5 separate regions of the Mus musculus genome follow, and all the other regions are linked to region 4. The links are chromatin loops, found by intact Hi-C in ENCODE. Cell type or tissue: left cerebral cortex. All regions are shown on one strand. Region 1 holds the start of Zscan21 (zinc finger and SCAN domain containing 21). Region 2 holds the start of Cops6 (COP9 signalosome subunit 6). Region 3 has its middle 6.5 kb from the start of Pilrb2. Region 4 holds the start of Mepce (methylphosphate capping enzyme). Region 5 holds the start of Mcm7 (minichromosome maintenance complex component 7).

What was found. A loop is a pair of places that touch in the nucleus more often than their neighbours do. Peaks named below come from ENCODE experiments on the same cell type or tissue, not always from the same donor. Only the 100,000 strongest peaks of a DNase experiment are listed, where the experiment ranks them.
Region 1: it touches region 4 in a loop (2.5-fold over the local background); 4 of 42 quality-filtered maps call a loop at or near these places.
Region 2: it touches region 4 in a loop (9-fold over the local background); 14 of 42 quality-filtered maps call a loop at or near these places.
Region 3: a loop joins it to region 4, with 12 times the contacts of the local background. A loop is called at or near these places in 25 of 42 quality-filtered maps.
Region 5: a loop joins it to region 4, with 4 times the contacts of the local background. A loop is called at or near these places in 9 of 42 quality-filtered maps.

The regions. Positions count from the first base shown.
Region 1 is chr5:138,115,401-138,120,400 of GRCm38, reverse strand. It overlaps Zscan21 (zinc finger and SCAN domain containing 21), which reads right to left and starts at 3,496. Exons shown (of 5, transcript NM_011757.3): 1 at 3,394-3,496; 2 at 2,481-2,565. In left cerebral cortex, CTCF peaks have their summits at 1,998 (motif pointing right) and 3,401; DNase peaks (open chromatin) are centred at 2,680 and 3,427; H3K4me3 peaks cover 1,829 bases; H3K27ac peaks cover 1,578 bases.
Region 2 is chr5:138,157,754-138,162,753 of GRCm38, reverse strand. Cops6 (COP9 signalosome subunit 6) reads right to left here and starts at 1,652. Exons shown (of 10, transcript NM_012002.3): 1 at 1,572-1,652; 2 at 1,257-1,379; 3 at 949-1,080; 4 at 529-617; 5 at 370-432; 6 at 1-19. The coding sequence starts at 1,641. In left cerebral cortex, no CTCF peak of the experiment used is centred here; DNase peaks (open chromatin) are centred at 1,293, 1,696 and 2,149; H3K4me3 peaks cover 1,623 bases; H3K27ac peaks cover 1,138 bases.
Region 3 is chr5:137,875,727-137,880,726 of GRCm38, reverse strand. No RefSeq gene overlaps it. Among named protein-coding and RNA genes, the nearest start is that of Pilrb2, 6.5 kb to the right of the region's middle. In left cerebral cortex, a CTCF peak has its summit at 2,680 (motif pointing right); a DNase peak (open chromatin) is centred at 2,685.
Region 4 is chr5:137,785,317-137,790,316 of GRCm38, reverse strand. It overlaps Mepce (methylphosphate capping enzyme), which reads left to right and starts at 3,616. Exons shown (of 4, transcript NM_144913.3): 1 at 3,616-5,000. The coding sequence starts at 4,255. It overlaps Zcwpw1 (zinc finger, CW type with PWWP domain 1), which reads right to left and starts at 2,515. Exons shown (of 17, transcript NM_001005426.2): 1 at 2,372-2,515. In left cerebral cortex, CTCF peaks have their summits at 2,492 and 3,182; DNase peaks (open chromatin) are centred at 3,486, 4,000, 4,682, 4,899 and 4 more places; H3K4me3 peaks cover 2,919 bases; H3K27ac peaks cover 2,317 bases.
Region 5 is chr5:138,169,047-138,174,046 of GRCm38, reverse strand. Mcm7 (minichromosome maintenance complex component 7) reads left to right here and starts at 2,164. Exons shown (of 15, transcript NM_008568.3): 1 at 2,164-2,321; 2 at 3,651-3,730; 3 at 4,323-4,487; 4 at 4,574-4,698; 5 at 4,769-4,949. The coding sequence starts at 2,291. It overlaps Ap4m1 (adaptor-related protein complex AP-4, mu 1), which reads right to left and starts at 2,026. Exons shown (of 15, transcript NM_021392.4): 1 at 1,799-2,026; 2 at 1,610-1,698; 3 at 1,154-1,260; 4 at 979-1,075. The coding sequence starts at 1,856. In left cerebral cortex, CTCF peaks have their summits at 1,909 and 2,923; DNase peaks (open chromatin) are centred at 1,656, 2,077 and 2,844; H3K4me3 peaks cover 2,658 bases; H3K27ac peaks cover 2,074 bases.

The sequences.
Region 1 (5,000 bases), 330 kb before region 4:
GTGTGTGTGTGTGTGTGTGTGTGTGTGTGTGTGTAGGGGAGGGGAGGAGGTATATATGCCATAGTATGTACAGAGGTTAGAGGTCAGAGCTTTCAGTTCTCTCCCTCCACCATGTGGGTTCCAGAATCAAACTCAGGCCAGCATGCCTGGGGACAGCCTGTTTATGGGCTGACCGGTCTTTTGTAGCCCTGCAGTTACATTTTATTTTATTTTATTTTTTTATCTATAAGAGTACACTGTAGGACTGGTGAGATGGCTCAGCAGGTAAGAATACTGACTGATCTTCCAAAGGTCATCCCAGCAACCACATGGTGGCTCACAACTATCTGTAATGGGATCTGATGCCCTCTTCTGGAGTGTCTGAAGACAGCTACAGTGTACTTACATATAATTATAAATAAATCTTTAAAAAAAAAAAAGAGTACACTGTATTTGTCTTGAGACACACCAGAAGAGGGCATCAGATCCCATTACAGATGGTTGTGAGCCACCATGTTGTTGCTGGAATTGAACTCAGGATCTCAGGAAGAGCAGTCAGTGCTCTTAACCACTGAGCCATCTCTCCAGCACCCCCTAGATATATATATATATATATATATATTTTAACAGAAGAGTGGATGGGAAAACAAGGTCTCACTGCATAGCCTGGAAGGCATAAGAGACTGGCCTACCTCTCCTCCTGAGTGATGGGATTAAAGCTGTGTCACCAAGCCCAACATACAGTTATTTAGTCTGACAAAGATATATATCGCTGAAAAAAAAATTTCATAGAAAAATTCAATCAAAATATGTGATACAAACAAAAATGCTTAAAAAGTTTTGAACATTTGGTATTTCCCAGTTGATTCCTTAGAATATCTTCTGACTAACTGACCACCTGCCACTTGACCACTGGGTGTACCCTGCCTTCCTGCAGCTTTCTACTTAGTGGGAGATGAGAAGCAAAGAAAGGTGAGTTTCGTCCTCTCACTCTTGGAGTATATTTAGTAAGAGCATGCATAAGTGAGATTTTTATGCTTGCAATGGGACAGCTGGCTGCCATCCCAGCATTCTGAGACAGGTCAAAGCCGGAACCTGAGCTGCATGGTGAGATGCACAGCAGTGCCCTCTCTCTAAAACAAACAAAAGAAAATGAAAAAAGAAAAAGGAGGTGGGGAGAAGAACAGGGTGGAAGATAGGCTAAGAAGTAGGAAAAAAAGAAAAACTTCCACATGACTGACATGTTGTCTTTTGCTTTGTTTTTGTTTTGGCAAGATTTAAGAAAAAAATCTGGCCAGGTGTGGTGGCGCACGCCTTTAATCCCAGCACTTGGGAGGCAGAGGCAGGCGGATTTCTGAGTTTGAGGCCAGCCTGGTCTATAGAGTGAGTTCCAGGACAGCCCGGGCTACACAGAGAAACCCTGTCTCAAAAAAACAAACAAACAAACAAACAAAACAAAACAAAACAAAAAACAAAAACAAAAAAAAAAACAAACAAAACAAAACCAAAAAAAAAACCAAAAAACCAAAAAGAAGAAAAGAAAAAATCTGGTACTAAAGTATCTTGGCATCTTGCTCCCTGCACACAAAGAAAGCCAATGTTTCACATTTGGTAATGCTGAGCTTGCCATGTGAAGATGCCCTCCAGGTCTTGGTTTCTGAAAATTCCTTAAATAGTCATAAAATCAAAAAGTATGTGGGTAGAAAAACAGGCCTAATTTAACACTTTCATAGAAAAAAAAAAAAAACTTTAAAAAGGCTACCTAAAGCAGGGTGTGGTATGTACACCTTAATCCCAGCACATGGAAGGTAGAGGCAGGAGGATCTCTGAGTTAGAAGCCAGCATAGTCAACAGAGTTCCAGGACAGACAGGGCAACACAAAGAAACCCTGTTTTGAAAAATAACAAAAAAGCAAAACCAAAGCTATCTAAAGGTTGTTTTGTTTTGTTTTTAAAGATTCATGTATTATTTTATGTCTAAGAGTACACTGTTGCTGTTTTCAGACACACCAGAAGAGGGCATAAGATCACATTACAAATGGCCATGAGCCACCAAGTGGTTGCTGGGATTTGAACTCAGGACCTCTGGAAGAGCAGCCAGTAGTGCTCTTAACCACTGAGCCATCTCTCCAGCCCCTATCTAAAGGTTTAACTCAACTGACAAGATGGCTCAGTGGGTAACAAATGCAACCGACCTGCTGCCTGTTTTGAGACTGGTGTCCATGTAATGGAAGGGAAGCAGTCAACTATGCCAACTATCCTTTGACTCACACACACACACACACACACAGAGTAAAAAAATAAAAACCTAACTCTCGAAGTCTAGCAGCAGGCTTTTGGTCACTTCCCAATTTTTCCCTCCTTTATGCGAATTCTACAGTTTATAAGTCCCCCCCCCACACACACACACTCCCTTAATCAGCCTCAAATTCATTCTGTGCAAGACGAAGTGTAAACAAATCAAACTATCACAGATTGCATCAAATGAACAGCAATTATTACCTTGTAGTAGATAATGCCCTTAAGACACTCTGCACTTGGAAACTCCAAGCTGAAGTCGTGGTGGTGCATACCTGTAATTACAGCACTGAAGAGAACAGAGACAGGAGGATCACCAATTATACACCAGTGTAGGCCATACAGTAAGACCCCGTCTCAAACCGAGCAAACTAATTTTCAAAAAGCTTCCAGGCAGGCCAATAATTCTGAAGAGCATAACTACTGGGCAGATCTAGTAGCTCAGAGTGAGCCAAATTCTGCATCATTTCAATAGCCCTGAACCAATACTCAGTCTCTCTTCAGAAGCCTTCCACCACTTGAAAAACAATTTTCCTGTATTGATTTTGTTGTTGTTGTTCACAATTCTTTAAGTGTCCCCTTTCAACAGATTTCCAACTATGTCAGCCACCAAATAAATCAATCACCTTTCTATCCTATACGCGTTTTACAAACGATCGTCTAAAAATCTTTCCAGACTTGAGCAAATCCTTGTCCAGTGCGCACAAAGCCCACCGGGACCAATTCCCCGCCTGGACTGGACAAGACTCAAGACTGAGGAGATTCGGGTTTTCAGAGGTTTCTACACTTGGGCTTATTCTTAACAATTAGTTCTGAGTTTAGATCTCAGGGCTCTTGCTGGGGAAGAAAGAGGGCAGTTTCCGTCAGGTAACAGACAATAACGGAGAGACTAGAAATGCGATTCCGGAAGCAAAAGAATCAGGGTTTTGTTCCAGGGAGCCCTCGGGGGTGGAAAAGCCTTTCCTTAGAGCGGGCGCCGACGACGGCTGGGCGGGGCGCTCCTCCTCAATCTCCCAGAACCACCATGGAGGAACTCCCCGAACCAGAACCACAGTCGCTAAACCCGTCCCACCCTCTCGAAATCTTTTGGCCAACGCTCCCCGACCGCTAGGCTAACCTGGGACTCGCAGGCTCACCGTGACTCAGAACCGCTTTGGAGTCTGGAATCCTCACAGCGGCTGAACGACAGCACCACCGGAAGCGCGTCAGAGCCCCGCCCCTCTGGAGGGGGAGCAGCCGCCCCTCTAGGAATCCGAGCGTTGTCGGTATCCTGTTTCACCGGAGGCTGCGACTGTCCTGGTTGTGATCTGTTTCTCCCCCTATTTCTTTTTTTATTCTCATTCTCTCTTCCTACCCCCTCCCTTTTCTTTCTTTCGTTCATTCTTTTTTTGAGGGTGGGTGGTTTTTGGAGGGTTATGCGGCCCTGGCTGCCCTGAAACTCACTCAATAGACCAGGCTGGCCTCGAACTCAGGGATTTACTTGCCTCTGCCTCTCGAGTGCTGGGATTAAAAGCATGAGCCACCACTGCCTTGTTTTTGAGACAAACATGTCATTAGCCCTAGCTAGCCTGGAACTCTATGTATACCAGGCTGACCTCGAACTCTATAAACGATCCACTTGCCTCTAGATCAGTGAGTGAGTAAAGAGCTCATGCGTGAGGACCTACATTTGGATTTCCAGCACCACATAAAAAGACTATGGTACATCACATGCCTGTAATCCGAGTGCTGGGAGGACCCCTGCAGTCTGTTGTCTGGGCAGCCTAGCTCCAGATCAGTGACACCTTGTCTCAAAAACAAGGTAGAGAAGCAATTGAAGAAGACAGCTAACATTAACCTCTGGCCTTCACATGTTTGCAAACACACTGTGTACATGAGCACTGTAACAGTTAGGGTTCTCTAGAGTCACAGAACTAAGGGAATGTCTGTCTATACTGAGTGAATTTATTGTGATAACTTACAGTCTGTACCCCAGCAATGGTCCAAGAATCTAGTAGTTGCTCAGTCCCACGAAGCTAGGTGTTCCAGCTGGTCGTCTGTAGAAGTAGATTCCAACAGATGTGCTGGCAAGTAAGTGCAAGCAGCCGAAGAAGAGGGACTCTTCCTTCTTCCAATGTCCTTAAGCAAATCTCTAGCAGAAGGTGTGGCCCAGATTAAGTGTGTACCACCATGCCTGGCTCTTAGAACTCAGAGATCTCTTTGCCTTAGTTTCCTGGGCCTAAGTTTTTCTTTTTTGTTGTTCTTGTTTTGTTTTGTTTTTGTTTGTTTGTTTGTTTTTTGTTTTTTCAAGACAGAGTTTTTCTGTGTATCCCTGGCTGTCCTGGAACTCACTCTGTAGACCAGGCTGGCCTCGAACTAAGAAATCCACCTGCCTCTGCCTCCCAAGTGCTGGGATTAAAGGCATGAGCCACCATGCCCGGCATGGACCTAAGTTTCTCATGGCCACTATGCCTCAAGATCTCCATGCCAAGATCCAGGTCAGAATCTTCTTCCAGCCTCAAGATCTGGATCACAGGTGGATTGTAGTTCATTCCAGATAGAGTCAAGTTGACAACCAGGAATAGCCATTACAATCAAAAACACAGAGAACAATCTGCCTGAGTTCTTGTTTATGTATGAAGAAAGCAGTGTCTTGGCAGATCAGATCCAGTGTGTACTAGAGTGTAAATTGATAGCAAAGCTGAGACAAGATTTTGATTCTCTATTTGTGTATGCTTGTTCTAC
Region 2 (5,000 bases), 370 kb before region 4:
CAAAAACGCTGACAGGAAGCTGTAAAAACACAGACGGAGACAAGAGAACAGCTCTTACTAAAAGCAAATGCACTTGAACTTACACACATGCCAGGCTGGCTTTGAACTCACAATCCTGCCTCAATCTCCTGAGTGCTAAGATTGGTTACAAGTGTTGTCACCACACTTGGCTCATGCTTTCTCTAGGTTTTACACACATTACATATGGAAACACCACTGAAGAGATGAAGTCACACAACTGATGGGTGTAAACAGCAGGGTAGAGATTCAACTCAAGCTTTCTCTAATACACATAATGTCGGTAAATTAGAGCAAAGGCATAGTGGCAGATGATCAAGAAAAAGGGGACATTGGGTCAACAACACTCACATCTGTGTGCTTGGTCATAGGGTTCAACTTCAGAAAGAGCGGACTCTCAATTATCTCACACACCTAGAAGATAAGGCAAAGCCCAGGAAGAGTCAGTATCTCCTCTTCCCCTAACCTTCTGTTCATTTCCCCAACATGCACATATTTGAGCTTCTATACCTGCTTATGGACGTGGATGTCTGAGGGGTCAGGTGGCCCCCCTGTGGTATACCAACCCAGAAACTCCAGCTCCTTGAAAACCTGTTTAACTGGAGAAGAAGGGGCCAGAGTAAATATTCCTTTAAACCTCTCTTCCTTAGTTTGATGGGCCTGGTGTGTTCTTTCCGGTTCTCCCCTCCCTCCTCATATTTTGGGTCAGTTTAAAATAACTACACCTAACTAACCTTGAACTTCTGACCTCTTGCCTCTATCTCCTGGGTTATATGGTACTGAGGATTGAACTCTGGTCTTCCCGAATGTTAGGAAATGCACTTTACCCCACTGCCCTACATCCTCAGGCCTTTTATTCTTTAAGACAAACAAAACAAAACAAAAATCTTCCCACTTTTCCTTCCCCACCCACTTCTATTCCCCTCTCACACTGCTCCTCCTTGGTGTAATAATATTCTTTGTCAATGATAATCTTCTCTTCCACGGTGTGGGACAGCAGCTCAAAGGAGTTCATCACTTCGATATTTCGCCCCTCCTGCTTCCCGATCAGAGCCCCAATCACTAAGGGGAGAGAAACAGAAGCGCAAGGAAACTAGGTGAGGAACAGGCGTCTCGGAAAACCTTTCCCGAGTCGGCGTGAATCAACGACTGGGGAAACAATAATTTGGAAGAAAGGGCGCAGGGGAGTGACTGGAGGAAATCTCCAAGAGATTTTGAGATTTACACACAACACTCACCCTGCATAGGCCGCCCCTCCTGGGAGCGCATGCGGATCCAATGGTCTGAGATGTTAAGGATGACAAGGGGATGAAGAGCGACGGAAACACTCCCAGTCACTCCGGAGGCCATCACGCTGGGGACTGTTAAAGGTGAAAGGAAAACATAGCGGCTGAGAGCTCGGGCCCACACATTTTCCCCTAGACATGGAAGCAGGGGACCAGCAGAGCCCGGCCGTCCATCGCTGCCCTCAAGTTATCCTGGGACAGGTTTAAGAAGTACTCAAGACCACTTCTCAAGGGCAACTCCAGAAGTCGGTCTGCGCACCCCGTTACCTGCTGCATCCACTTCCATGCCGCTGCTGCCTCCGCTCCCATTCGCCCCCGCCGCAGCTGCCGCCGCCATTTTCCCCGCGCCCGCCAGCCACGGCCCGCCCCTTTCCTTCTCGGCTTCCGTCGGGGAGCGGTGCATGCTCAGTGTATACTTGGTGCTGCTAATGGGCGGGGCAGCTGCCAGTACTTAGTAGCTCAGGGTGCTCTGCGTGTTGTGCTGCTGCTAGCGGTTCTCATGTAAACCAGCCTGGCCATGAGTTCTGTAGTGTGTATCTGAAGATGGCTTTGAACTTTGATCCTCTTGCCTTTACCTCCCAAGGAGGGCTATTAGTTTCCAGGTCTCAAGTGGATACACTGTCAATACTAAACACAGAGAAAATTGCGATCAAAAGGAGGAAAGGCTGTAAAAGGGAATGGGGAAGACAATTTATTCAGGATATAAAATTTTTCATGTTGCATATAATCTATAGAGACTTGATCACTTGTTTGTTGAGATAGGGTCTTACAATGTTGGCCAGCTGGTGGGAACTTGCTATTCGTCTAGGCAGACTTCTAGGAGATCCGCCTTCCTCTCCTTCCTGAATGCTGAGATTAAAGGTGTGTACCATACCCAGCATGCCTAGCTTTTAAAACGATGTACTGAGGATCTAAACTCAGGTCCTAACACTTCATCCCCTGAGCCATCTCCCCAGTAGTAATTACTCTTGAATTGTTCAGCTTCTTCAGTTTCAAGACAACCTCTTTACACAACTTAGCAACTGCTATTGGGAGGGCTTGTGGCCCACGCCTTTAATCACAGCCTTTAATCGAGGCGGGCAGACCTCATGAGTTCAAGGCCAGCCTGGACTACAAAGTGAGTTCCATCACAGCCAAAGCTACACAAACAAACCCTGTCGCACAAACAAAAAAAAAAAGGTGGGGGGAGGGGAAGAGTTGCCTTGGTCATGGTGTCTCTTTACAGCAATAGAACAGTGATTAAGACAATTACTTGTAACAAAAAAGAAAACCAAAAAAAAAAAAAAAAAAAAAAGACAATTACTTGCCCAGCATGGTGGCACACGCCTTTAATCCCAGCACTTGGGAGGCAGAGGCAGGCGGATTTCTGAGTTCGAGGCCAGCCTGGTCTACAGAGTGAGTTCCAAAATAAAAAAAATAAAAATAAAAATAAAAATAAAAGAAAACGTTTCCTACTTGGACAATAACTAAGGCTAAGCGACCTGCTTAAATAGCCAAGAAAGAGTATTTGGTCCACAATCATTCATTTGGGGCCAATAACAGCCATTTTTTTAAATTTTTATTTTGGTTTTTCGAGACAGGGTTTCTCTGTATAGCCCTGGCTGTCCTGGAACTCACTTTGTAGACCAGGCTGGCCTTGAACTCAGAAATCTGCCAAGTGCTGGGATTAAAGGTGTGCGCCACCACCGCCCGGGCTACTTTTTATTTTTATTTATTTATTTTTTTTACTAATCACAGTCACTGAAGTATGTGCTTTGGACCAATCATGGCTTTGCACTGATTCGCAGTAGTCCTTCCACTAGGGAAAGGGCTCCCTTCCTGTCACGCTGGAAATGCTTTCAGGTTCATCTACATTTCATAGGGGTCTATGACAGCAAAATATCTGGTAACAACTATGTCAAATACACTGGAAAATCAGCTTCAATCTTTACACAGCTGTCTCAAGACTTCTGTTGTGTGTCCCAGATTGCTGGTGCTAGTCTAAGGGTCATCTAGCTAACTTATGAGACTGACAGTCCTTTTCCTCAGGGCAGCCTGGACAGTGAGAGAGATGGGTACAATAGATGATAATTAGATAGTTAAGTTGCCCTATTCCCAATGTCTTTGGTTAGTTACATGAAAATAAACCTTGGGAGTTTTTATACTATAAACCTAAAGAGATTTCCATTAGAGGAAAAACTGAAGGAAGGGAAGGTCATCATTAGTGCTAACAGCAATTTAACAATATTCTTAAAACACTCAACCCCTGTCTAGAGCTCAAGGAAAGCTGGGTTCCCTTCATCTGTCTTGGAATGATTTTTTTTTTTTTTTGCAGATTTTAATAATGTATTAAAAAGTCAGGCAGTGGTGGAACACACCTGTAGTCCTAATACTCCGGAGGCAGAGGCAGGCAGATCTCTGGAGTTTGAGGCCAGCCTGGTCTACAAACCAAATGCCAGAACAGCCAGGGCTACACAGAGAAACCCTGTGTACTGGCTGATTTTATGTGTCAACTTGACTCAGGCTGGGGTTATCACAGAGAAAGAGCTTCAGTTGGGGAAGTACCTCCATGAGATCCAGCTGTGGGATATTTTCTCAATTAGTGATCAAGGGGGAAAGGCCCCTTGTGGGTGGGACCATCTCTGGGCTGGAAGTCTTGGGTTCTATAAGAGAGCAGGCTGAGCAAGCCAGGAGAAGCAAGCCAGTAAAGAACATCCCTCCATGGCCTCTGCATCGGCTCCTGCTTCCTGACCTGCTTGAGTTCCAGTCCTGACCTCCTTTGGTGATGAACAGCAATGTGGAAGTGTAAGCTGAATAAACCCTTTCCTCCCCAACTTACTTCTTGGTCATGATGTTTGTGCAGGAATAGAAACCCTGACTAAGACACCCTGCCTCGAAAAACAAAACAAGCTGGGTGTGGTGGGGCACACCTTTAATCCCAGCACTTGGGAGGCAGAGGCAGGAGGATTTCTGAGTTCGAGGCCAGCCTAGTCTACAGAGTGAGTTCCAGGACAGCCAGGGCTACACAGAGAAACCCTGTCTCGAAAAACAAACAAACAAACAAACAAACAAACAAACAAAACGAATGAAAGAAAGAAAAACAAAACAATAATAGTGTATAGAAGAACACCTTTGTTTTTTACTCTATTTTGAGTGTGTAAGTGTGTGTGTATGTGTGTGTATAATGTGCATACCCCAGCATAGGTCAGAGGACAGCTAGAGTTTCAGAATGATACCCTGTTTAATTAATTAATTGACTAAGTAAAAGAGTCTATTGGAACATGTTAGGCTTGGGCTTAGGACTAGTCAGGCTATACTGACTTGCAGAGCCTCTTTCTTCATCCTCACAGCTTCTGCAAAAAATAAAAAATAAACTCTGACCAGTCTGCAATCCTCACTTCCCCTAAGGCGGTGCACCAAACCCCAGCAATCGGCGGTTACAGGCGGCACATCTCATATGATAGACACGCATTAGCTAAAGAAACAAACTTTTCCTCTTTCCCTTGGAGCTAGAGTCATAGGTGGTTGTGAGTGTACAGACATGGGTACTGGGAAATGAACTCCAGTCCTGGAATAAGAGTGCGTGCCTCTATCGTGTACTATTGACTAGTCATTCATGACATGGAATGGGGTTACCTACCTCTCTAAAACCTGTAAGATGCAATAGTACTCCTTACTCCTGTTAGTCTCCCGGCCTGAAATCTCTTCACAACTTCC
Region 3 (5,000 bases), 90 kb before region 4:
TGTAGAAGAATGCGAATTGATCCATTCTTTTTTTTTTTTTTTTTTAAATTTTTTTTTAAGATTTATTTATTCATTATATGTAAGTACACTGTAGCTGTCTTCAGACACTCCAGAAGAGGGCGTCAGATCTTGTTACAGATGGTTGTGAGCCACCATGTGGTTGCTGGGATTTGAACTCCGGACCTTTGGAAGAGCAGTCGGGTGCTCTTACCCACTGAGCCATCTCACCAGCCCGAGTTGATCCATTCTTATCTCCTTGTACAAAGCTCAAGTCTAAGTGGATCAAAGACCTCCACATAAACCAGACACACTGAAACTTATAGAGGAGAAAGTGGGGAAAATCCTCGAAGATATGGGCACAGGGGAAATTTTCCTAAACAGAACAGCAATGGCCTGTGCTGTAAGATCAAGAATTGACAAATGAGACCTCATGAAATTGCAAAACTTCTGTAGGGCAAAAGACACTGTCAATAAGACAAAAAGACCACCAACAGATTGGGAAAGAATTTGTATCAATCCTAAATCTGATAGGGGACTAATATCCAATATATACAAAGAGCTCAAGAAGCTGGACTCCAGAAATTCAAATAACCCCATTAAAAATGGGGTACAGAGCTAAACAAAGAATTCTCAACCAAGAAATACCGAAGGGCTGAGAAGCACCTGAATTAAGCATCCTTAATCATCAGGGAAATGCAAATCAAAACAACCCTGAGATTCCACCTCACACCAGTCAGAATGGCTAAGATCAAAAATTCAGGTAACAGCAGATGCTGGCAAGGATGTGGAGAAAGAGGAACACTTCTCCATTGCTGGGGGGATTGCAAGCTTGTACAACCACTCTGGAAATCAGTCTGGTGGTTCCTCAGAAAACTGGACATAGTACTACCGGTAGATCCAGCAATACCTCTCCTGGGCATATACCCAGAAGATGTTCCAACTGGTAATAAGGACACATGCTCCACTATGTTCATAGCAACCTTATTCATAATAGCTAGAAGCTAGAAAGAACCCAGATGTCCCTCAACAGAGGAATGGATACAGAAAATGTGGTACATTTACACAATGGAGTACTACTCAGCTACTAAAAACAATGAATTTATGAAATTCTTGGGCAAATGGATGTATCTGGAGGATGTCATCCTGAGTTAGGTAACCCAATCACAAAGAAAATTAATTGATATGCACTCACTGATAAGTGGATATTATCCCAGAAACCTAGAATACCCAAGATACAACTTCCAAAACACAAGAAAATCAAGAAGGAAGACCAACTCGTGGATACTTCATTCCTCCCTAGAATGGGAAATAAAGTATCCATGGAAGGAGTTGCAGAGACAAAGTTTAGAGCTAAGACGAAAGGATGGACCATCCAGAGACTGCCCTACCCAGGGGTCCATCCCATAATCAGCCACCAAATGCAGACACTATTGCATACGCCAGCAAGATTTTGCTGAAAGGACCCTGATATAGCTGACTCATGTGAGGCTTTGCCAGTGCCTGGCAAATACAGAAGTGGGTGCTCACAGTCATCTAGTAGATGGAACACAGGGCCCCCAATGGAGGAGCTAGAGAAAGTACCCAAGAGCTGAAGGGGTCTGCAACCCTATAGGTGGAACAACAATATGATCTAATCAGTAACCCCAGATCTCGTGTCTCTAGCTACATATGTAGCAGAAGGTGGCCTAGTCAGCCATCATTGGGAAGAGAGGACCCTTGGTCTAGCAAACTTTATATGCCTCAGTACAGCAGAATACCAGGGCCAAGAAGTGGGAGTGGGTGAGTAGGGGAGCAGGCCGGCGGGTGGAGGAAGGGTATAGGGGACTTTTGGGATAGCATTTGAAATGTAAATGAAGAAAATTTCCAATTTAAAAAAAAAAGAAAAAAATTAATTAGTTGAGAGTTTCATTCCTTGTATTTTGATCATATTCATTCTTTCCTTGAGGAATCCCATGCCCAGTTTTATAGTTATTTAGCTTTTTCTCCCCAATTTTGAAAGCTGCTGAGTTCAATTTTGTTATCTGTTTACTCCTGAGTGTATAGAGACCCACTTTCATATGGTCTTCATACCAGGGGTCATATCACTAAAGAAAAATAGCTCTCTCTCTCCCAACAGCTTTCAATATGTTGGGTTTTGGGTTTGTTTTGTTTTGATTTTTTTGTTTTTGAGACCAATTTTTACTATGTAGTACATTCTTCCCTGAAACGGATATATAGACCAGGCTAGCTTCAAACTGATAGAGATCCATTAGACTCTTCTCTGTCTCTGCCACCCAAAAAGCTTGAATTAAAGACATAGATTACCATACCCATCTTGGGCTTTTTTTTTTAATACACTTAATTATTTATATTGTAGGAGGCAGGGCGCACATGCACTACTGACTAAACCATACTATGTTCTAACATTGCATTCTGACAACCTGCATGATCCCAGGGTGTGCAGAAGCTCCTAGTGTCCACACCAAAAGCTCAGAATGCTCATTTCCAGGGAGTGCCCCTCCCCTGGGAAAGCAGTATGATGGCAGGGCATAGTCACTGGTATTGGGAAAGCAGGATGACACTCCAGGAAACTGATGACAGCATCCTGAACAGAATCACACCCCACAGCAGGGTCTCCACAGGGATTCAGCTGAATCCAAGACATGAAACAACAGAGCTCATCACCCGAGATTAAGGAGCCAGCAGGTGGCACCAGTGGAACAGGGCACAAGGGGCCCTGTAAAACCCACCAGAGGCTGTTGTGTAAAAATGCTTGGGTCCAACACATTACATATGGCAGTCTTGTCAGTTCCAGCCCCTTCTCAGGTGAGTTAGCAGTTGAGTCACCATTTACCCAGAAACCCCAGAGAGTAAGCGAAAGGCAGAAGAAATCTGGAGGTGAGAACTCATGGCCAGGACATCCTTGCAGACCTCCCTGCAGCTAAGAATGTGGTTCATGTGGTGGAGTTCGTACTTTCTGACATGCAAAGAACCAAAGGTTTTATGTCCAACAATAGATAAAGGGACACAATGGTTCGCACCTGTAATCCCAGCTCATGGGAGGACCATGCTGGAGGATCTGTAGTAGTTCATGGTCATCCTTGGCTACATAACAAGTTCAAGGACCAGCCAGGGATACTTGAGATGATTTTAAGCACACATACACACAATCACACACAGACACAAGCAAACAAACAGAAGGCTCATTCTGACAAGTTTTAGATCCCTAATCCATGTCCTGATTGACCTTCCAACAGGAGCCAACTTATCCCAAAGTTTCTGAGCCTCCCTGTCTCCAAGGGTACTATGGATACAGAAGTCTGTCTGGGTGTAGCTGGCAGTGAGTCCATGACAATTTGTGTCTGGCTCAGGTCAAGGGATCTTAGTAACACAGGCTCTGTGAGGAAGGCAGACAAGCAGACATGAGAGAGGGAAAGCTGCATAGCCAGTTGCAGGGAATCATGAACAAGACAATCAATGCCAGGAAAGCTAAGGAAATGGGAAGATGCCTCTGCACATGTCACTCAGGGAGATTGATGCCACTTCCTCTTGTACAATCATGTCTTCAGGAAGCCTATGGCACCTTGTCATGGGTAAAAACAAGATGACCTTCTTACAGAACCAGCACTGAGGCCACCACAGCCTTGACCATGCCCACCTCTGAATTCTCCATTCCAATCACAGTCTATCTGTGTCCTCTGTCAGAATTGTCCCAGGCAATAAGTCATGAGTGACAAATTGATGTTCTGAAATTTTCCTACTTACATGTTCCAAAGAAGGTTCTAGAATGACCACATCTGGAGAGCATCATCTCTAGAGCATCATGGAAGGTGACACCTAGCCTGGCCTTTGAGGTAAGGCTGCATTTTGTCTCGAAGTCTTCCTGAGGCCTCTGTGCTGAACCTAAGCCTACAAGGACTTAGTTAAACTGGAGTCCCCTCAGACCTGCCATTTGATGCTGCATATCCTAAGCCAGGGCTTGCTCTGTAGGTGGCAGGGCAGAAAGGCTCTTACAAAACAGGATAATCTATAGAATCACTGTCTAGGTGACAGGGACTGTCACCTAGGAAGGTGTGAAGCCTGGTGACACTGTGAACAGGAACTGGGGAACAAGCAAGGGCAGGAAAAACCCACCAGGCCTTGCTATACCTTGGGGACTCTGGGGAGTTACTGAAGATCAGGAAAGAGACAAAGAACTGGGACCCAGTTCTAGACTTGGGGACTTTGGGAGCATCCTCTTGGCCCCATCTTGATCAGTATCTTTTAGCTGATCATGGGGCTCAGCTGGTCAAGGATATGGGTCAGCTTTTTTCTCCCTGAAGGGTATGTGCTGTCCAGACAGCCTCTTCCCTGGGTTGCAAGTGAGCCTGAGACACACAGAAAAGCGGGAAGATAGTTGGAGACTAGAGTGAAAGGAAGAAGAGACAGAGAAAAAAAAGGAAGAGAGGGAGAAGTGGACAGCATCACATTTATGAAGGACTGAGCAAGATAGGAGGGCAAGGTAACCAGAGGAGATCCCAGTGTGCCTAGATCAAGGATGTATCTCCCAGTCAAAGAAAGGAGGCTGGACTCAAGGCCTGGCCATGTTGTCAGTGACCACAAGAGCAGGTCTTACACAGCATGGGAAAAGAAGCCAGATTGATAAATGAAGTTGATAGTGTCATGGAAGTGGAGATAGGAGGTCCTGACCTCACGGAGTCTTTCATAGGAGAAAAATCAGGGTAATGTGGGCAAGTGTCTCCTGATTCATGAGCAGCAGCAGGGACCCTCCACAAAGTTTAGTCTGCCAGTCTCATTTCATGGATGGACTCTGCCCATGGCTTGGATCCTGCTTCTTCTGCTACCAGCAGCATGTCTGCAAACTGGTGAGTGGTGGAGGCCTCAGTAACAGAGATCTGAGTACAGGAGAAGAAAGTGGGGCTTGAGAAGAGTAGACTGTTATGTGGATGACCCTTAGAGGAGCCAGCCTGTCCTCTCTGACCTAAGAGAGTTCATCCCTTAGAGAGATCCCATTCCAACTC
Region 4 (5,000 bases):
AAACACAACAAGGGCTGGAGAGAGCACTGACTGCTCTTGTGAAGGTCCTGAGTTCAAATCCCAGCAACCACATGGTGGCTCACAACCATCTGTAATGAGATCTGATGCCCTCTTCTAGTGCATCTGAAGACAACTACAGTGTACTTAGATATAATAATAAATAAGTCTTTAAAAAAAGAAAAAAAAAAAAAAAGCTGGGCAGTGGTGGCGCATGCCTTTAATCCCAGCACTTGGGAGGCAGAGGCAGGCAGATTTCTGAATTCAAGGCCAGCCTGATCTACTGAGTGAGTTCCAGGACAGCCAGGCTACACAGAGAAACCCTGTCTCAAAAAACCAAAATAAATAAATAAATAAAAGCAAAAACAAAAACAAGCAAACAAAACTTTTCAATCACTTTTAAGCTAGGATAGTGAGCCATGTCTAAATTTCAATCGTGGGAATGTTCTAGTTTGAGAACTACAGAAAAACCCTGCAGTCCCTCCAAAACAAAAACAAAAGCAAATATAGACACACACAAAGCCTCCTATATTTCAGAATATAGTTTAACACAACCAGGGGTTCACGGCTATACTCACAGCACTTAAGAGACTGAAGGAAGTTTGTTGCTTCAACTTTGAGTTCAGTCTGGGCTACAACGTGACCTTGAAAACAGCCAGGGATACAGACAAGACTCTGTCTCAGAAAATAAACAAATAAGCAATAGATAGGTGGCTAAATAGATAGATAGACAGACAGGCAAACAAACAAACAAATGAATAAATGAATAAATGCTTACAGATAATTCAGTGGGTAGGGGTGCTTGCCCCCAAGCCTAATGATCTGAAACTGATCTCAGATCCCACTTGATTGGCAGGGATGGACAGACAGGATGACACAACATGGACAGGATGACCTCTGGCCTCCCCATGCTCTACAGCATGTGCACAAACACACACATCCAACAAACAACAAATAAATAAGGGTGATAAAACTTTTAAAAAATATAAATTCACTTAAAAATTTCCTGTCCTGGGCCCTGGCAGTGGTGGTGCATGGCAGCACTGTGTAGGCAGAGGGGAGGGGGACTGACTGAGGAGCTGGTGAGATGGTTCAAGAATTAAGAGCACTGGCTTCCAGGGGTGCCTGTAACCACATGATGGCTCACAACTATCTATAAAGGGATCTGATGCTCTCTTCTGGCCTGCAGGTGTACATGCAGACTGAGCATTCACACATAAAAAAATGATGATGATGATGATAATGATAGAATAAATGAAAATTTCATTCCCTTTAATACGGAATTGATGGCTTTTTGACATTGCCTAATAGCCTATGAACTCCTGCCTATTCTCATGTTTTACCTGTTTTTAAGTTCACTTTGTGAGCACGCATCTGTGTTCTGCAGACCTTTTAAACGTTTAACAAGGAAAACAAGGAAAGAAATAAAGAAAGAATCAAAGAAAGAAAGATGTTCTACCTACCCTCACCAGATTTACTCTCAGAAGGAACTACCCAAACGAGACTTCCCACAGAACATTACAAATAAAATTCACAGTAAAGTGTATTGGCTCGGGGCGCGGTGGGGTGGGGGTTGGGGGAGGTGGTGGAAGAAACCCCGAAGATGTGTGGTCACCTGTGAGCAAAACAGTTTCTTTCGTGACATTAAATGTCATTTCTAAGCCGGGCGTGGTGGCGCACGCACTCGGGAGGCAGATTTCTGAGTTCGAGGCCAGCCTGGTCTACAAAGTGAGTTCCAGGACAGCCAGGGCTACACAGAGAAACCCTGTCTCGGAAAAAAAAAAAAAAAAAGTCATTTCTATCCTTGACCGCAATCTCTGGATCGCTCCCGCTCCCCCCAACCCCCGTGTCCCGACCTCAGGCTGCCCTCGGGGATGCTCTTGCTTCGAGGACCTTGTGCCCTAGGCCTTCGCAGGGCGGGCGCGCGTCCTTTCTGCTTACAGATAGCAAGATGCGGGGCCATGTATACTGAACCCCACAGCGGAGGGGAGGCCTTTGAGTGGTCTTCTACTTTTCCTCTCTCTTTACCAATTCTCTCCGCGACGGCCATTAAAAGCAGAGATCTCACCCAGGCAAACAACCCTCGCCTCCCCTCAGAGCGTCAAGTAACGCTTCGCTACTCTCCCGGACCAAGAACGCCACCATGGAAGCCTCTTCCCCTTTGCTCCCGCTCAGCCTCGCTGTCCCACAACGCCTCATTTCCCTCCGCAATACTGGGTTATTTTTTGTTGTTGTTGTTCTGAAGATTAGCGATTCTGAAGAGCAGGGGCTAAGGTCCGCTGTGGCTCCGAAGAGAAAATTTCTCCTCAGCCAACAGGTACCGAGAGTCACCACAACTAACACTTTCCTCTGCAGTCGCATAAAAGACAACTACCTTCTGGGGCGACGAGGACCTAAAGGTGAAGCGCAGCTAACGCTGTCGCAGCCATTCCGCACATCCCTTCCACCTCGAGCAACTTTTCCCGCCACCAGGAGAAGGCGCGAGGACACGGACAAATTCCGCCCCCAAGCGGCGTGCGCTCAGGTGCTGCGCGTGCGCAGTTGGAAGTTGCTTCTGCGTCTGCGCAGCCGGAGTAGCCCGCCATCTTAAGAACGAAAGCCTAGTGAAACTACAAGTTCCATAATCCTCGCTGACATCTTTAGTTCCGCGCCCCCCCCCCCATAATATCCTGCGAAGCGCCCTAGGCACTTCATTCTTATCTCTGCCTCAAATCGCTTTCTCTTTCCTGTTTTCGTGCTATCACTCCCTACCTTTTAGTTGTCGTCACCCTCTTAAATTTTGAAACCATCTTGAGCTCCCCCCTTGCCTCTACAGTGCTCTTTCCTGACAAATAGTCTGTGGACTGGGAAACTCCGCCAGCCATCAGTCTGAGGATTCTGCATAGAATCAGTGCTTCCCATTGGCCGAAACAGGAGCCCAAACAGGTCGATACCCTTTCCCGCCCACATTCGCGGTGTGTCTAGCTGCAGGGATAATGCTGTAAAATCCGCAACGCTAGCGGGTGGCGCTGAGGGACCGATACGCAGGCGCTGCACTATGGCAGCGGCGTCCGAGGCCTGACGTAGGTGTAGGGAGGAGAGGAAGGCGTAGTTCTCTAGATGTTTGTCCCTGGTGGAAGGAGGAGGGCCGCTTGAACAACTGGGCCATTTCAGGGGAAGAGGAGTTTGGACAATCTCGATGTTTTAGTACTTGTTTGTTTTCAATTCAGAAAATATATTAAATAATATATTGCATTTTATTGATAACAGTTCTTGAGACAATGGTCTCGATTCCTTAGCCTACTTTATCATCCTCTCCTCAGGTTCTCCTAAGTCCTAATTCTAATGAGATAGGCTGGGGGCGGGGGGAAGGGGTGGGGAAAAGACCAGCGATCGCTCATGAATAATTCATGAGCCCGCCTCTTTCGCTGGGAATGCACGCCCCTTGGAAACGTGCTGACGCACGCTGCGTGTAATGAACCTAAGGAAACGACGTCACACTCCCCGCCCCTAGAGCGGAGGGGGCGGAACATCATCTCCAGCACGTGTTGCCCCTTCAACCCGCGCAAGTCCAAAAGGACTGTGCGCAGGCGCTCTCCAGGAGGGGCGGGGATGGGGGAGGAAGGAGGCGGGGCAGGGAGGTTGTTGGGTTTAGAGCCGGGCGGAGACGGCGGAGCCTCATTCCTCAGGAACAAGGGTCGGGTGTCAAGGAGACCTTTTCACACCAGCTCCCGTTCCCCGCCTACGGTGGGTGGGATCGCACGGCAGAGACAAAGGATATCAGTAGGGCTTGGACTTAGCAGCGAAGGGAAGTCGGGTGTCCGTGTGGGGCGGTGGGCGTCTCGGGCTGGGGGAGGGTGAGGTAATTAGGGAGGGGGGCTGTATTTAAACTCTCGGAGCCGTTAAGTTGGTTCGCACTCCCGATGCGCGCGCAGCCTGGGTGGTGGCGGAGCGCGCATGCGTGGGTCCTGGGCGAGCGGGACGCGCGCCCGTCGTGCGCGCTCGCGGCAGAGTGGTAGTGGCGGAGAAAAGGGAGTCGGCGCACGCGCAGTTGGTTCCTCGGCTTGTCCGGGTCTCGCGGGCATCTTGTTTTGGTCTCGCGGGCGAGTGGAGCGCGCTTGGTGTGTCGCGGGAGGGAGGTGGAGGCGCGAGGCAGAGCTGCGCGCGCACTCGGGGAAGGAGGGAGTGAGGTGGTCTTAGGAAGGGTTACAGGGGGCTTCCCCTTGCTCTCTTCTCAGTACCCTCGCTTGAGAAGGGGAAATTAAACAGGGAGAGGAGATGATCGAGATGGCGGCGGAGAAGGAGCCCTTTCTGGTGCCGGCCCCGCCGCCGCCGCTCAAAGATGAGTCGGGCGGAGGGGGCGGCCCCGAGGTGCAATCGCACCAAGAGGCTGCCTCCGGGGAGCTCCGTGATGGGACAGAACACGGGCCGGGCCCTCGCGCGCACTCGGCCGGGGCCGCAGCCAGCGGAGGGGGCGGCCCCCAGGCACAGGCGCACGGGGAGCCCCACGGGCGAGCCGCCGCTCCTGCGGACGTGGGGGAGGAGCGCCGGGGAGGGGGCGGGACGGACCTGGGTCCCCCAGCCCCTCCTCGACCTCGCAATGGCTACCAGCCCCACCGACCCCCTGGGGGTGGTGGGGGCAAAAGAAGAAATAGCTGTAACGTGGGGGGAGGGAGCGGTGGAAGCTTCAAACATCCGGCCTTCAAGAGGCGCCGGCGAGTGAATTCAGACTGCGACTCTGTGTTACCATCCAATTTCCTTCTGGGGGGTAACATATTTGATCCACTGAACCTGAATAGCCTCCTGGATGAGGAAGTGAGTCGCGCACTCAATGCGGAGACCCCAAAGTCATCCCCACTTCCGGCCAAGGGGCGAGACCCTGTGGAGATCCTCATCCCCAAAGATATTACTGACCCGCTCAGTCTCAACACTTGCACTGACGAGGCCCATGTAGTGCTTGCCTCACCACTCAAGATTGGTCGCAAGCGCCATAGACACCGGGGACCGCACCACCAGCAGCAGCA
Region 5 (5,000 bases), 380 kb before region 4:
AAAGAGAAGGACACACAGGTGGAGAAACGGAGCCAGGGAGACAGACAGACATCCTGTGAGATAGCTCTGCTGGTGCTTGCTATCAAGCAAGCCAACCTTAGTTCAATCCCAGGGACCTAGACAGTATGTTGGTTGGGAACACGCAAAAGAAACTTATTTTAAATAAAATCATTTCATTTTTAGACTCCATTTAATCATAAGGAGAAGCTAAATTCAAGATCCCAGGCTCTGGGGGAGCTGAGGACTTCCCAATAGCTGAACGGCTTCTGTTGTAAATAGTTGCCTGAGTCCAGACATCTTTTTTTTTTTTTCCCCAAGACAAGGGTTTCTCCGTGTAGCCCTGGCTGTCCTGGAACTCACTTTGTAGACCAGGCTGGCCTCAAACTCAGAAATCCACCTGCCTCTGCCTCCCGAGTGCTGGGATTAAAAGCGTGTGCCACCACTGCCCAGCTGAGTCCAGACATCTTAGGAACAACTTGTACAGTTGTCTGAGTCCCGCCATCTTAGGGACAGCTGGTAAGAGAACAGCTGTTTGAGTTCAGACACCTCAAGGACAACTTCTCCATCTTGCTGGCAAGATCAACTAAGCTCGTGTTCTCAAGCCCAGAAAACTACTCCTAATCTGATTGGTCAAAGTTCCCTTGCTCAACCCCTTATGTCAAAATATGATTGGACAGTGCTACAGCTCACCCCACTCCCCTCCACTTTGTGGTGTCAGCCTTTAACTGCTAGGCAAGTTCAGGAGTCTGTTCTACAGCCCTGACTGATCAGTACTGGCTTGATTACAATACCTTTTTGTCATCTGCATTGACCTAGTGCTTGAGTTATGGTGGATCTATATTGGATTTAGCAGATTCTACAACAAGTAGAAGATACCTGATCTCCACACATGTGCAGTGATGTGGGCAAATACACACACACACACACACACACACGTGAATAAATAAACTTAAAAAGACCAAAGTTTTTGGGCTTTACCAGCACTTCATCCAGGAGTTCGTAGACAAGCGCCACATTGCGTGAGATGGTTCCCTCATTGAGTGAGCCACAGTAGTCACCCAAGAGAGTGGCTAGCCTAAGGAAACACAGCAAATTATGTGTGAATAAACCTCACACGCCCTCCTTCTTAAGTGCCTGTCCCAACTCTACTCACCGGGAAAGCAGCTCCAGAAGGCTGAAAGGAGAGACGTTTTCTAAGGTTGTGGCCACCAAATAGAGCCCACTGTGTCTGATGTGAATAAAATGACGATCACCGTGATACTGAGGCAGAGTTGAGGACAGAGGCCATTAAGAAAAGACCAGAATTGTAGTAAGGAAACCTGCAAGATGGCACCCTGAGGTCTACTAGTGATGGGCGATGCCCCAGATCTAAGACCTGGCCGCCTAACGTGGAAAGGTAGTATCTACCTCTCAAAGTTGTTGATAGTCAAAAAATAGGGTGCATGGCTCTGTAACTGGCTTCTTGTTAGTACTCAAAACATTTATAAACAAATCCTCCCCACACACACACCCCCGCCCCCAAGCTTCCTACCAAGCTGCCCTTGACAGGGAGGAGGCACTCACCCACCTCCACAGTTCTAAGGCCCTGCACACCAACCACAGTAGTTACCATGACAACCGGGGACTCGCCTCCAGGCAGTCCCGTCAGCTTCCGGTAGAAGAGCTCTGCCACATCACGACCACCACTGTCCCCGCGGACTAGCCAGGTGGAAAGATAGTTAAGGAACAGGCGACACAGACTGATCTGGATTCGATTTCTACCCAGCTACCCTACCCCGTCTCCCGGGTCAAAGGATACAGTCTTTATAGATGAGCGGATCCCCCTTGGAAGACAGAATGAAGAACTGGGAAATCATGGCGGTTCTGGAGGATAGACGAGAACACGGTGAAAGTTGAACCCACCCCGCCTTGTGGACGCGGAACAAAAGGCCGCACGGAGGCTGGCGCTTTAAGAAACACTCCTCCCACACACACACTCGCGAGCATTAATTTCGAACCGCGGGAAACAGGGTGTCCAACCCGCCAGGATCTGGCAATCTTTCAACGGCCCGCCCTCAAGCCCCTTGTCATTCAATCTAGACTCGTCCATTGATTGGTTAAAGTTAGGGGCTGGCAGCAGTTGGGAACCCCCTATCTGATTGGCGGGTTCTCAGCCGCACGGGTCACATGGGTGACGACGTTTCGCGCCAATTTCGGTTGGCCGGCTACGTCCCGCCGCGCGTTCGTTTTCTGCTTCCCCAGAGAGAGATTTTTGAGCCCTTCAAGTCCTGCCACACCGTCCCCGGCAGCGATGGCGCTTAAGGACTACGCGATCGAAAAAGGTGAAGATCTATAGGGCTGGGGGCGGCGTCCTCGGAGGGAAACTTCTACCTGCACCTGTTGAGGGGTGCTGGAGTCTTGGGGTCGGGCGGGGGAGGGGGAGTGAGCCGGGATCTGTGACTCCGAGGACAGGCGAACTGCGCCTGCAATAAGCAGTGGGCGTCAAGGATGGAGGAAGCAATCCTCCTTGGAAAAGGTGATGTGTTTGTGTTATGGAGAGAACCCAGTGGAGTCCACAAAGGAGGGGCGCGCTCGGTAGAGACCGGGTGACTTGGTTCAATGCATTCAATACGTGACCCAAGGGACTAGGTTACTGGGCCAGCCTCTGCTGCTCGGGGCGCTAGCGAATTCCCGCGTCCACTGGAGACTGGCCGAAGTCCAGAGGCGGGGCTTGCCAGACCGCTACGCGCCGCGATTGGTTGTTTTCGGCCGCCCTCCAAGCGGAAGTAGAGGCGGGCGGAAGTGGCGCTACCCGATCTTGGGACTGTCGTGTGTAAACAGTGTCCTTCCGCGCGGTGGCCTCGGAGATAGCTGCAGTAGGTAGGGGCGTGCCTAGAATTGGGAGGCTAAGCGCCCGGTGGCGAAAGGTGGCAGTGTGGTGGACCCGAATGGCCCTTTGGCGTTCTGGCCAATCCCCGCTCGGCCACCCGTCTCGGGCGGAGGAATCCTGGGCTGTGAGGCGGCTGGAATCTGGGCCCATGTGCTTCTTTGTTTACTAAGAGCGGAAGCAGTGGCGGGAGCCGGGCATGAGTGCAGAGGAGGCCTAGTGGCGGACGTCCTGGCGGGAGCCTAAGAAAAAGAGTTGTACTGGTAGAGCGAGAGCCGAGGACCTTAAGTCGATTGGGAGCGAGCTGAGAGAATTGAAGAAACTGAGATTCCTAATTAAGACAGAGTGTGGAATTCTCTTGGGAAGGTTGGGTAAGACTCTTGTAGCTGCCCGAAGACCTATATTCTTCTCTGTGTAAAAACGGACTTGTGAAAAGGAACACTGCCTACTTTGGGGAGAACTTGGTCGATTTGTTTTCAATGTTCATTTAACTAACTAGTTCATAGGTTTCGTCTTAAGTGAAAGTGGGTTTCTTAGGTTTCTGTTAAGAGTTTGAAATAAAGAATCTAAAAGGAAAGTTGATTGTTTATTTTATTTATTTTTACATTATTTTGTTACATTATTGTGTGTGTGAGATCGCACGGGCATATCATAGTGCTGGACACCCGCAGGACTCTGTTCTCTTCCAACCTGTGGGTGGGCCCTAGGGATTGAACTCTAGTCCTTGGCAGCAGTGGTCTTTACACCTCACTGCAAAGACTTGGTTTTTATTTTATATTTGTAGAAAAAGTTAAGAAGTTCCTCCAAGAGTTTTATTACGAGAATGAGCTTGGAAAGAAGCAGTTCAAGTATGGGACCCAGTTGGTAAGTCTCAGGATTGGTTCTGGGGAGTGGCGTGGCGTGTTAAGAACTTGTATAAGGTTATCTCAAGTCTGGCTATCAGTGAATGACTTGATTCTGATTGTTTTTATACAAAGTTGGGTTTTTGTTTTGTTTTTAGCTTAAGGGTTTTCTTAGATGTTTTAGTCGTGTTTATTCCTATGTGTTTGTGCTCACAGGGGCATGCCATAGCATGTGTAGAGGTCAAAAGGACAATTTGTGGAAGTCTGTTCTCCCACCATGTGTGTTCTAGAGAGCAAATTCAGATCATCTGGCTAGATGGCTATGTCTAACCTGCTGAGCCACCTCATCCATTCCTAGCTCTTAGTTTTTAGGGGTAGTCTTTGTGTGGCTCAGACCACCATCAAGAACACGCTGTGTAGCTACATAGCTGAGGTTGGCTTTGAGCTCCTCACTCTGTTGCCTTCTGAATCCTAAGTGCTGGGATTATAGACATCTACCACCATGATGTACTGCATTCTGTTCTTTCCCCAGTGGTAGGATAGTGACTTTAGAAGAGCTTTTGTGGGTGAGGTGAACTTGACCCTAAAGTGTTAGCATCTCTTCTTTACCTCAGGTTCATCTGGCTCATCGGGAACAAGTGGCACTGTATGTGGACCTGGATGACATAGCTGAAGATGACCCTGAGTTGGTCGACTCAATTTGCGAGAATGCCAAGCGCTACTCAAGACTGTTTGGTGATGTTGTGCAAGAGCTTTTGCCTGAGTACAAGGAGAAGGAGGTAGGTGGCTGGTTTGTTTCTGAGCTCGTCTGCCTCGTGCCCTGTTTTCTTTCTCTGTCCTGCCTCTCGCCTTTTCTTTCTTTTAGGTGGTGAATAAGGATGTCTTAGATGTTTACATTGAACACCGGCTGATGATGGAGCAGCGAAGCAGAGACCCTGGGGCAGTCCGGAACCCCCAAAACCAGTATCCTTCTGAACTCATGCGAAGATTGTGAGTATCTCTGTGGGAAAGGGCGGGGACTTGCTCTCCGGGGACTTGCTGACAAATGTTTCTCTTTTAGTGAGTTGTATTTCCGAGGCCCAAGTAGCAGCAAGCCTCGAGTGATCCGGGAAGTACGAGCTGACTCTGTGGGGAAATTGTTAACTGTGCGTGGCATTGTCACTCGTGTGTCTGAAGTCAAGCCCAGGATGGTGGTGGCCACATACACTTGTGATCAGTGTGGGGCAGAGACCTACCAGCCAGTACGTATACAATTCTATGATGGTGATTTGATACCTCGGGTCGTTTTGACT